Linked DNA regions of Homo sapiens: region 2 is linked to region 1. A link is a loop called in an ENCODE intact Hi-C map of the cell type or tissue named here. Cell type or tissue: endothelial cell of umbilical vein. All regions are shown on one strand. Links, peaks and the distances in the headings refer to the core of each region. The heading gives the core; the rest is flanking DNA.

Region 1 (5,386 bases), core at 283-5,282:
CTGAGATTTTATGCAACTGATAGAAAAATGTGGAGAAAACTGATGTTTTAACAATATTGACCCTTGTGATTCATGAACATAATATGTCTTTCATTGAGGTATTCTTTAATTTATTTGAGCAATATATCATAGTTTCTAGTGTAGAAGAATTGCACACATTTTACTAAATCTATTCCAGAGTATTTTATATTACTGTTGCTGTTATAAACAATATTTTAAATTTGAATTCTCAATTGTTCATTCTTAGTATACAGAAACACGATAGATTTTTATATTCTGTTACTATGTCTCTCGTCAATTCTAATAGCTTTTTTTCCAATCCCTTAGGATTTTCTACATAAATGTGATCATGTTATCTGTGAACAAGACAGCTTTAATTTTTCCTTTCCAATCTGTATGCTTTTTATTTCTTTTTATTGCCTGCTTGCCTGGTTGCACTGGCTAGTACCTCCATTATAATGCTCAACAGAAATGGTGAGGGTGGAAATCCTTGCCCTGTTTTTTAACATTAGGGAAAACATTCAGCCTTTCACCATTAAGTGTGATTTTAGTGCTTAGTTTTTCCATAGATGCCTTTTATCAGGTTGAAAAAATTTCCTTTTATCCCCAGTTTGCTGAGAGTTTGCTTTTTAACATCATGAATGCATGTTCAATTTTCTCAAATGCCTTTTCTGTACCCATTTAGGTAACTATAATGTTCTTTCTCTTTTTCAGTCTTTTGAGCTAGTTAAATACTTTGTTTTTTGAATGCTGAACAACTTTGCATTTTTAGGATAACCTCCACTAGTCATGGTATAATTCATTTTCATGTATTGCTAGATTTGGTTTACTAGTATTTTGTTAAGGTGTTTTGCCTTTTATTGATATGAGATATTGGACTATAGCTTTCCTTTCTTATCTTTGATTTTGGTATTAGGGCAATGCTTGTCTCATAAAATGAGACAGGAAGTATTCTCTCTTCTTCTATTTTCTGCAAGAGTTTTCTGTAGAATTGAAGTTACTTTGTCAATCAATTCCTGGTAGAATTCAATAGTGAAGACACCTGAACCTAGAGTTTTCTCTATGGGAAGGAATTAAATTCCTTTAATAGATATAAGGCAATTCAGGATATCTATTTCTTTTTGAGTGATCTTTGGTAATCTGTCTTTCAAGGAATTTGTCAATTTCATCTATGTTAAATTTATTGACAGAAAAGTTTTCATAATATTCCCTTATTGGGTTCCAAAATGGTGGCATAGAAGCAAGCTGGCTTTACAACTCACCCCCACAAAAAGCCCCAAAACAAGTATACAGTACCAAGACTATCACCAGCCATATATCAGAACTGAAATATGAGAATGAGACTCTTCTTGGGGCCACAGAGAAGTGAAAAAACTGAGAAGATGATAAAAGAATCAAACTTACACATCCACAATGCCTCTCACCTCAGTCTGCCCAGCACTAACCATGTGGAAAATTTCCCCTGACTCACAGTTTCTACACTGGAATAAGTGAGGTCAAGTTGGGCAATTAGTTTCCTCATTATTTTGGGTTCCCTGGCAGGTGACCTGTCTCTACTTCAACCCATGGGAAGAATTGCAAGTGTCTGAGGTGAGAAATACCCCTAAGGTCACCCAGAACAATGGGGGATATAGGACTACCATTCCCAGCCCTGGAAACTCTGTTCTGTAACTTGTGCAAAGGAGATGCCAAGTCAGAGTGGCTGTTCAGCAGCACCATGCTGTAGGAGTTCTCCTAGGCATGAACTCCTAGTTAGTCTCCCCACACAGCTGGGATATTCCCTCTGGGTGCTCCCCCATTTGAGATTAGCATCATGCTGATTGTTTACTAGAGCTGAGGCAAACCTGGGCTTAAGGCACCATCAGAGGCCAACAAGGAGGCAGAGACCTTGTGAAAAAAATTCAACAGGTAAATTACAAAGACTCTCTATGCTGACATATTTAATAAAATTTTAAAAAGCCAGATAGAGAACACTGGAATAAATAAATAATCATTCAATGCAAGACATAGATTTATATCCATAAGGAACAACAGCAAACAGGGGCCCATGACATCCCTGAATGGACAAAGTAAGGAACTGATGACTAACCCTAATGAAACAACAATTTGTGAGGTATCTGACCAGGAATTTGAAATAGCAGTTTTAAGGAAATGCAGTGATCTTCGAGATAACACAGAGAAGCAATTCAGACAGTTATCAGGGAAATTTAACAAAGAGATTAAAATAATTTTTAAAAAATCAAACAGGAATATTAAAACAGAAATACATTTGCTGAACTGGAAAATTCATTAGAGGCTTTCAATAGCAGAATGAATCAAGTGGAGAAAAGAATCAGTGATCTCGAAGATAGGCTATTTGAAAATGCACAGTCAGCAGAGAAATAAGAAAAAAAAAAGAGAAAAGAATGAAGATTGCCTAAAAGATATAGAAAATTACCTCAAAAGGCCAAATCCAAAAAAATACAATTATTGGTGTTTGAGAGGGAGCTGAGCAAGAGCAAAGGGTAGAAAGCTTATTCAAAGAAATAATTAAAATTTTACAAAACTTGAGAAAAAATATATATCTAGGTACAAGAAGGTCAGAAGGACCAAACAGATTCAACCAAAATAAAACTATACCCAGGCATATAATAACCAATTTTCAAAGGTCAAGAAGAAAGAGAGGATCCTAAAAGCAGCAGAGAAAAGAGGTAAATAACATATAAAGGAGCTCCAATTTATCTTGCAACACACTTCTCAACAAAAACAGGAGTGGGATGATGTTTTCAAAGTGCTGAAAGAAAGAGACCTCTGCCATTCTAGAATACTATAGCCTGGGTCGGGTGTGGTGGCTCACGCTTATAATCCCAGCACTTTGGGAGGCTGAGGTGGGCGGATCACAAGTTCAGGAGCTTGAGACCATCCTGGCTAACACAGTGAAACCTCATCTCTACTAAAAATACAAACAATTAGCCAGGCATGGTGATGCGTGCCTGTAGTCCCAGCTACTTGGGAGGCTGAGGCAGGAGAATCACTTGAACCCAGGAGGCAGAGGTTGTAGTGAGCTGAGATCGCACCACTGCACTCCAGTCTGGGCGACAGAGAGTAAGACTCCGTCTCAAAATAAATAAATAAATAAATAAATAAATAATACTATACCCAGCAAATTTATCCTTCAAATGTGAAGGAGAGTAAAGTCTTTCACAGACAAACAAAAGCTGAGAGAATTCACCACCACCAGACCTATCTTACAAGAAATACTAAAGCACATTCTTCAGTCTGAAAGAAGAAAAAAAAGTTTAATGTGCAAAAAGAAAACACTTGAAGGTATAAAATCCACTGGCTAAATGAAGTATATAGACAAACAGAATACTCTACTGTAATTGTAGTGTGCAACCCATTCGTAACTGTAGTATGAAGCCTAAAAGACAAATCTATCAAAAACAGTAAAAACTAGAGCAACTTGTTAAGGGATAGGCAATATAAAACATATAAATTGAAAAAGAAAGAAGGTCAAAAAGTGGGAGAGATGAAGTTAAAATGTAGCGTTATTTTTAAAGTTTTATAGTTTCTATTTTTGTGTGTGTGATATAAGTTGTCACTTCTTTAAAATAACTTGTTGTACCTATATGATGTTTTTTGTAAGTCTCTTGGTAACCACAGTGCAAAAACCTATAATATAGTTAATAAAAATCAAAAGCAGTGAATTAAAACATACCACAAGAGAAAATCACTTAACCACAAAGGAAGACGGTAAAAAAAAATAAAAAATAAAAGAAAGAAAGGGAAAGAGGAGTTACAAGACAACCAGAAAACAAGCAACAAAATGGCAGTAGTAAATCCTTACTAATCAATAGTAACAGAGGCTGGACATGGTGGCTCACAGCTGTGATCCCAGCACTTGGGGAGGCTGAGGCAGGAGGACTGCTTGAGCCCCATAGTTCAAGACCAGCCTGGGCAACATGGTGAAACCCCGTTTAAATTAGCCATGAGTGGTAGCACATGCCTGTAGTCCCAGCTACCCAGGAGGCTGAAGTGGGAGGATTGCTTGAGCCCAGGATGCAGAGGCTGCAGCAAGCTGTAATTGCACCACTACATTCCAGCCTGGGTGGCAGGGCAAGACCCTGTCTCTAAAAAAAAACAAAACCAACCAACCAAAGAAACAAAAATTGAATGTAAGTCAACTCATTTCTCCAGTTAAAAGACACAGAATGGCTAAATAGATAAAGAAACATGACCCAACCATATGCTACCTACGAAAATGTACTTCACCTATAAAGACACACATACACTGAAATTGAAGGGATGGAAAAAGATTACATGCAAGTGGAAACCAAAAAAAAAGCAGGAGTAACTATGCTTATATCAGATAAAATAGACTATAGACTACAAGTTAAAGACTGTAATAAAAGACAAAGTCACTATATCATGATAAAGGGGTCAATTCAGCAACAGAATAAAACAATTATAAACATCTATGCCCCCAATACCACAGCACCCAAGTAAATAAATCAAACTTTAATAGATCTAAAGGGAGAGAGAGACTGCAATACACTAACATTAGGGAATTTTAGCACCCCACTCTCAGCAATGGACAGATCATGTAGACAGAAAATCAACAAACCTCAGATTTAAACTGCATTATAGACCAAATGGAGCTTACAGACATTTAAGAATATTTTACCCAACTTCTGCAGAATACATATTCTTTTCATCAGCATATGGCATGTTCTCCGTAATAGACCATATTTAAGGCTACAAAACAAATCTCAACAAATTTTAAAAAGTCAAAACCATTTCAAGTATCTTTTCTGACCACAATGGAATTAAACTAGAAATCAATAACAAAAGGAACCTCAGAAACTATACGAGCACCTGGAAATTAAACAACATGCTCCTGCACAACCAATGGGTCAATGAAGAAATTAAGAAGGAAATTAAAAAATTTAATGAAACAAATGAAAATGGAACTACAACATACCCAAATCTATGCGATATAGCAAAAGCATTAGTAAGAGGGAAGTTTATAGCAATATATGCATACATGAAAAAAGTAAAAAGTCTAACAACTAACACCCTAACAATGCACCTTAAGGGATTAGAAAAGCAAGAACAAGCCAAACCCCAAATTACTAAAAGAAAATAAACAATAAAGAGTAGAGCAGAAATAAAAGAAATTGAGACTGAAAAATACAAAAGATCAATGAAATGAAAAGTCGGTTTTATGAAAAGATAAACAATATTGACAAACCTTTGGTTAGACTAAGAAAAAAGAGAGATGACTCAGATAAAGAACATCAGAAATGAAAAGAGACATAACAATTGAGACCACAAAAATACAAAGAATCATTAGAGGCTATCACAAACAACAAATTGGAAAACCTAGAAGAAACGGGTAAATTTTTGG
Region 2 (5,386 bases), core at 161-5,160, 94 kb before region 1:
ATAAATGGAATCATACTATATGTGGCCTGGGTCATTAAACTTGGACTCTTAACCTCTACTAAGTACTGTGACAACCTTCTTCCTTCCATCCTTCTTACCCAGTCTTTTCCACCAACCCCTCCAGGGTCTTCTCACTGCTGTTCAGGCAATGCAAGCCGTTGGTCACAAAAGCCTTGGGCTCAGGCAGATCCGGGTTCAAATCTCAATTCTGTCTTGGACATTATAACTTATTTATCGCCTCTGCTGTCACCTTCTCAAAATTCTTTTATTGTTGTAAATGTTTAAAAGGCCATCTTTTCATTTTAGAAGAGTTTTAGTTTTACAGAAAAATTGCAAATATAGTACAGAAAGTTCCCATATGCCCCTCACCCAGTCTCCTTAATTATTAACCTCTTACATTAGCATGGTACCTTTACTACAATTAATGAACCACTGATACATTATTATGTGCTAAAGTTCATTCAGATCTCCTTAGTTTTTACCTAATGTCCTTCTGTTTTCTGTTCCAGGATCCCATTCAGGATCCCACATTGCATACAGTCATTGTGACTCCTCAGGCTCCCCTTGGCTGTGACAGTTTCTCAGTCTTTCCTTGTTTTTGATGACCTTGACACTTTTGAGAATTATTCATTGGGTATTTTGTAGAATGTCCCTCAACTAGGATTTATCCATTTCATAATTCTTAATAATTTGGAAAAAAGGGCTCTGATTTCCACTTTATACTGGGCCCTGGAGATTATGTATCCAGTCCTGCTTATGCTTTATGGGGCAGAGAAAAGGCAGGCTGAGCCAGAGCTGGCACATGCAGCAGGCTGTAGCTAGCATGCCCTGGCATTGCCGGGGGTGGGGATTGGGGGGCTTATCTGAGTGGGGGATGCTGGAAGCTAGACCTAGGAGTGAGAAGGAAACCTTAAACATGGAGAACTCAGGAGGGAGTCCAGGCAGAGCAAACCACGTGAGCAAAGGCCTAGAGTTATGTATGTGATGGTATGGTCAGGAGGTGGCCACATCCTCATACTGCCCCTCAAACAGCACACCAGAAGGCCAAGAAGGGAAAAATCTCTACACAAGGGCAAGGCCTGCAGTGCTAGAGATGAGATTTGATTCTGTAAGAAACAGGAGTCATGGGTGCTGATTGAGCTGGAGAGAGGCCTCATTGGAGCTGTGCCATGGGAGCTTCCTTGCAGCTGGATGTCAGGGCAGACTGAGCAGGAGCCAACAAGGTGGCCACTGCATGCTCCTGGGACAATGGGGCCTTGGCCCAGGGATTCAGGTGGCAGAAAGTAGGGACTCTGCAGAGGGAGAAAGAGTTCCCCAGATTTGGTGCCTGAGGGAGGGTGGGTACTTAGGGATGGAGGAAGGGAGGGGAGCTGGGTCGAGTGGCAGAGGTTGCAAGGAGAGACATGGTGAAAGGAGGAGGATGGCTGGGCTGGGGAGAGGGTGGTGGATTTGGGTTTGGACTTGGTGAGTTAAAGGTCCCTGTGGACTTCCCAGCACATAGCAGTGAGCACAGGACTGACTGATGCTACAGGAGTGGTCAATATCTTAAGAAATAAGCATGCTAGCTAGTGTATGCTGGGTGTATTAGTCAGGGTTCTCCAGAGGGACGGAACCCATAGGATATATGTATGTATATAGGGAGAATAGGCTCACATGCTCACAAGACGAAGTCCCATGATAGGCCGTCTGCAAGCTGGGGAAGAGAGAAGCTGGTAGCAGCTCAGTCCGAGTCCGAAAGCCTCAAAACCAGGGAAGCAGATGATGCAGCCTTCAGTCTGTGGCCAAAGGTGTGAGAGCCCCCGGCAAGCCACTGGTGCAAGTCCCACAGTCCAAAGGTTGAAGAATCTGGAGTCTGATGTCCGAGGGCAGCAGGAGCCAAGGGAAGCATCCAGCACAGGGGAAAAAGAAGGGAGCTAGAAGACCCAGCAAGTAAGGTTATCCCACCTCCTTCCTCCTGCTTTGTTTTGGCCACACTGGCAGCTGATTGGATGGTGCTCACCCACATCGAGAGTGGGTCTTTCTTTTCCAGTCCACTGTCTCAGATGTTAATCTCCTCTGGCAACACCCTCACAGATACCCCCAGAAACAATGCTATATCAGTCTTCTAGGCATCCCTCAATCCAATCAAGTTGGCACCTAATATTAACCATCGCACAGGCAACTATAGCAAGCTAGAAACCCTGCCAAGAGCTCCGTCTGAGTTAGCTCCTTCATTCTCCATGATTACCCATGAGGAGATGTTATGATTTTCCCCATTAAAAAGTAGTTCTCATTGCTGGTATCTTTTAAGCAGGACTAGAAGCCATTAGTATGTACAGAAGTTCCCCACCCTTATCTGCGGTTTTCCTTTCCATGGTTTCAGTTATCCACAGTCGAATGAAGTCCAAAAATATTAAATGAAAAATTCCAAAAGCAAAACAATTCATAAGTCTTAAATTCTGTGACTTTCTGAGTGATGAAATCATCCCTTTGTCCATCCCTTTTAAAAATGGGAAAACAGACTTGGTTTCCCTGCTTAGCTAGAAACTGAGGCTAGAATCAAACCTAGGCTGTTGGCTTCTAAGCTTATATGTTAAACAAACACAAGACGCTGCCTCTTTAAATCCCCTGTGTGTAGTTCTTTTATCTTAATGACATGATTTCCCACTGATCATCTCAATTGTTCCTAGAGGCTGGTGTTAATCATGGCCTATGACAAAGGAAACCACAGCTCCAAAAGGGAAAATGACTTGTCTAAGGTCAGCTGGTAAGTACTGACCCTGAGCTTTTAGACGCACATTCTTATGACTAGTCCACGTTACCAACCTTTTCAAGGTTCTGCCTGGACTTACGGATGGGGAGTTATCTGTGTAGGGGGATGAGGAAGGGCAGAGGCTACATATAGTCTAACAGGGCTTAAAATAATGAGATAGTCCTATTAAACTTTCTCACTCTCAATTGTTTTAAACATTCCAATTTAAATGTATTCAGGTAAATATCAAGTTAATTTGTCTAATAAAAACATCAGGCCACTTCACATTTGTCCTAAAACTACAATGAAACACCTTTTGACATATAAAAATGTCTTTTGCCATTTCAAATATATTCAATTTCAGCATTGTGCATGTGATACTTCCAGTATTGTTCATGTGTCATGGACCCTTAATCAAATTAAACACAATATTTATACTATCCAGAGAGTACAAGATAAAGTAAATAATTCACTCAATGGGATTAATATGTAAATCAGCTTTATTTACAAAACACTAGCTCAAGAATTATAATACTGTGAAGCTTTCATTTAGGCAGAAGTGTAATCACTGAAGGTATAGCACTTCCTTAAACTAAAAATGAGAGATAATTAAAAATAAATTTGGAAGAGACAAAATTCCCACGTTTCTTGTTGTAGTTCTGGATTTTCAGTAGCAGGCTCTTTTGAAAGCTGAGTCAGCACTGAAGATAATTCACTATTATTTTCAGGATAAATGCCAAAGATATCTTCCAGTGGCAAGTATGCTGAAGGTGATTCACAGATGCTTTCTGAAAGACCAGGAGGAAGAGGAGGTCCCCGTGCTGTGGACTGTCCTCCTGGATACATTGGCTATAAAGATCTTTACTGAAGGAAGAGGCAGAGGAAAGAAACCCTATAGCAAAGTGGAGTATGCGTGTGTGCGGGAGGAGAGGTAGGTGAAAAACTCTTTTCTGTTGTCTTCTGACTCCTTGATGAATGGCCGTATGGGGAGTGCCCCTTGTCAAATATCCCATCCTTCTTGAAATTTCAGCAGCCAACCTCTGGTTTAGAATATTTAGATTTCTCTTTGTTCAACTCTTTTGTTATCAAATCGATTTCTTCTGAACTAAAAGTTGGATCTGGTTAGCTTTTTATTAATTGCTTCTAGATCTGCTGTTCCTAATGACTCTTCATCATTGCTGGCATCGTGTAAGCAGGACTCAAAGCTGTCACTATGTGCAGAAGTCCCCCCTTATCCAAGGTTTCACGTACCCACAGTCAGCTGAAGTCCAAAAATATTAAATAGAAAATTCCAGAAACAATTCATGTCTTTTGTTTTTGAGATAGGGTCTCTGTCACCCAGGCTGGAATGCAGTTATGTGAACAAGGCTTACTGCAGCTTCGACCTTCTGGGCTCAAATGATCCTCCCATCTCAGCTAAGCCTCCTGAGCAGCTGAGACCACAGGCATATGCCACCACACCTGGCGATTTTAATTTTTTTTTTGTAGTGACACGGTTTCACCATGTCACTCTGTGACACCATGTCAGTCTGTGGCCAAAGGCCTGAGACCGGTCTCGAGCTCCTAGACTCGAGCAATGCTCCTGCCTCAGCCTCCCACGGTGCTGGGATTACAGGCATGAGCCACTGTACCTGGCTTTCAAAAGTCTTAAACTGCGACTTTCTGAGTACAGTGATGAAATTTCACACCATCCCACTCTGTCCCACCTAGGACATGAATCATCCATTTGCCTAGTGTATGGACACTGTCTACCTTACCTGCCTGTTAGTAACTCAGTAGTCATCTTTATTATCAGATCCACTGTGGTGGTATCTTAATGCTTGTGTTCAAGTAATTCTTATTTGACATAATAATGGCCCCAAAACACAAGAGTAGCAATGCTGGCTAATTGGTATAATTGCTGTATTTTATTATTCATTATTATTCATCTCTTACTGTGCCTAATTTATAAATTAAACTTTTTCATAGGTGTGTATGTATAGGAAAAAACAGTATATAATAGGGTTTGGGACTATCCAAGCTTTCAGGCATCCACCAGGGTCTAGGAATGTAGACTCCAGGTTAAGTGGGGGGACTACCATATGCGTTTGTAGAGATAAGAGTTCTCTCTTAATATGGCGAAACTTTTTAAGAATTCTACGTTTTCTTTAAATTAATTTTGTAAGTTGTATGTTGAGTTATTTTTAAACAAGTGACAACTTCTGCTCCAAATTGAGAAAGCTGTGAAAAATTCAGTGATTGTTGCCCAGAACATTATCACCCAAGGACATGTAGGAAACAGGACCTAGGCTGATGCTGGCTGGGGAGTGTTGACTGTTGGAATGAGGGGAACCCAGTGGTGGAGAAGGTCAAGGACAGGAAAGTTAAAGAGCTAGCATACCCATGTTCCTGCTCTGTTTCCTCTTCTCTCTCTTTTTAGAAAGTTGAATGAGGTGTGATTTACATACAATGAGATACACAGGTCTAAAGTGTAAGATTCTATGAAATTTGACAAGTAAAGACATCTAGTAACCACAATCCTAACCAAGATAGGAACATTTCCATCATCTCAGAAAATTCCCTTGAGCTCCTTCCCAGGTAATCGTCATCCTGCAGAGGCAGCCACTATTCTGATTTCTAACATCATAGGTGAGTTTTGCTAATTCCAGAACGTCA

The links. Hi-C counts contacts between places; a loop is a spot of excess contacts. Peaks named below come from ENCODE experiments on the same cell type or tissue, not always from the same donor. Only the 100,000 strongest peaks of a DNase experiment are listed, where the experiment ranks them.
Region 2: a loop joins it to region 1, with 14 times the contacts of the local background. A loop is called at or near these places in 1 of 110 quality-filtered maps.

What each region holds. Positions count from the first base shown.
Region 1 is chr10:71,109,321-71,114,706 of GRCh38, reverse strand. No RefSeq gene overlaps it. Among named protein-coding and RNA genes, the nearest start is that of UNC5B, 100 kb to the left of the region's middle. In endothelial cell of umbilical vein, for the core only: no CTCF peak of the experiment used is centred there; no DNase peak of the experiment used is centred there; H3K27ac peaks cover 673 bases; H3K27me3 peaks cover 468 bases.
Region 2 is chr10:71,202,991-71,208,376 of GRCh38, reverse strand. No RefSeq gene overlaps it. Among named protein-coding and RNA genes, the nearest start is that of UNC5B, 6.9 kb to the left of the region's middle. In endothelial cell of umbilical vein, for the core only: no CTCF peak of the experiment used is centred there; a DNase peak (open chromatin) is centred at 2,696.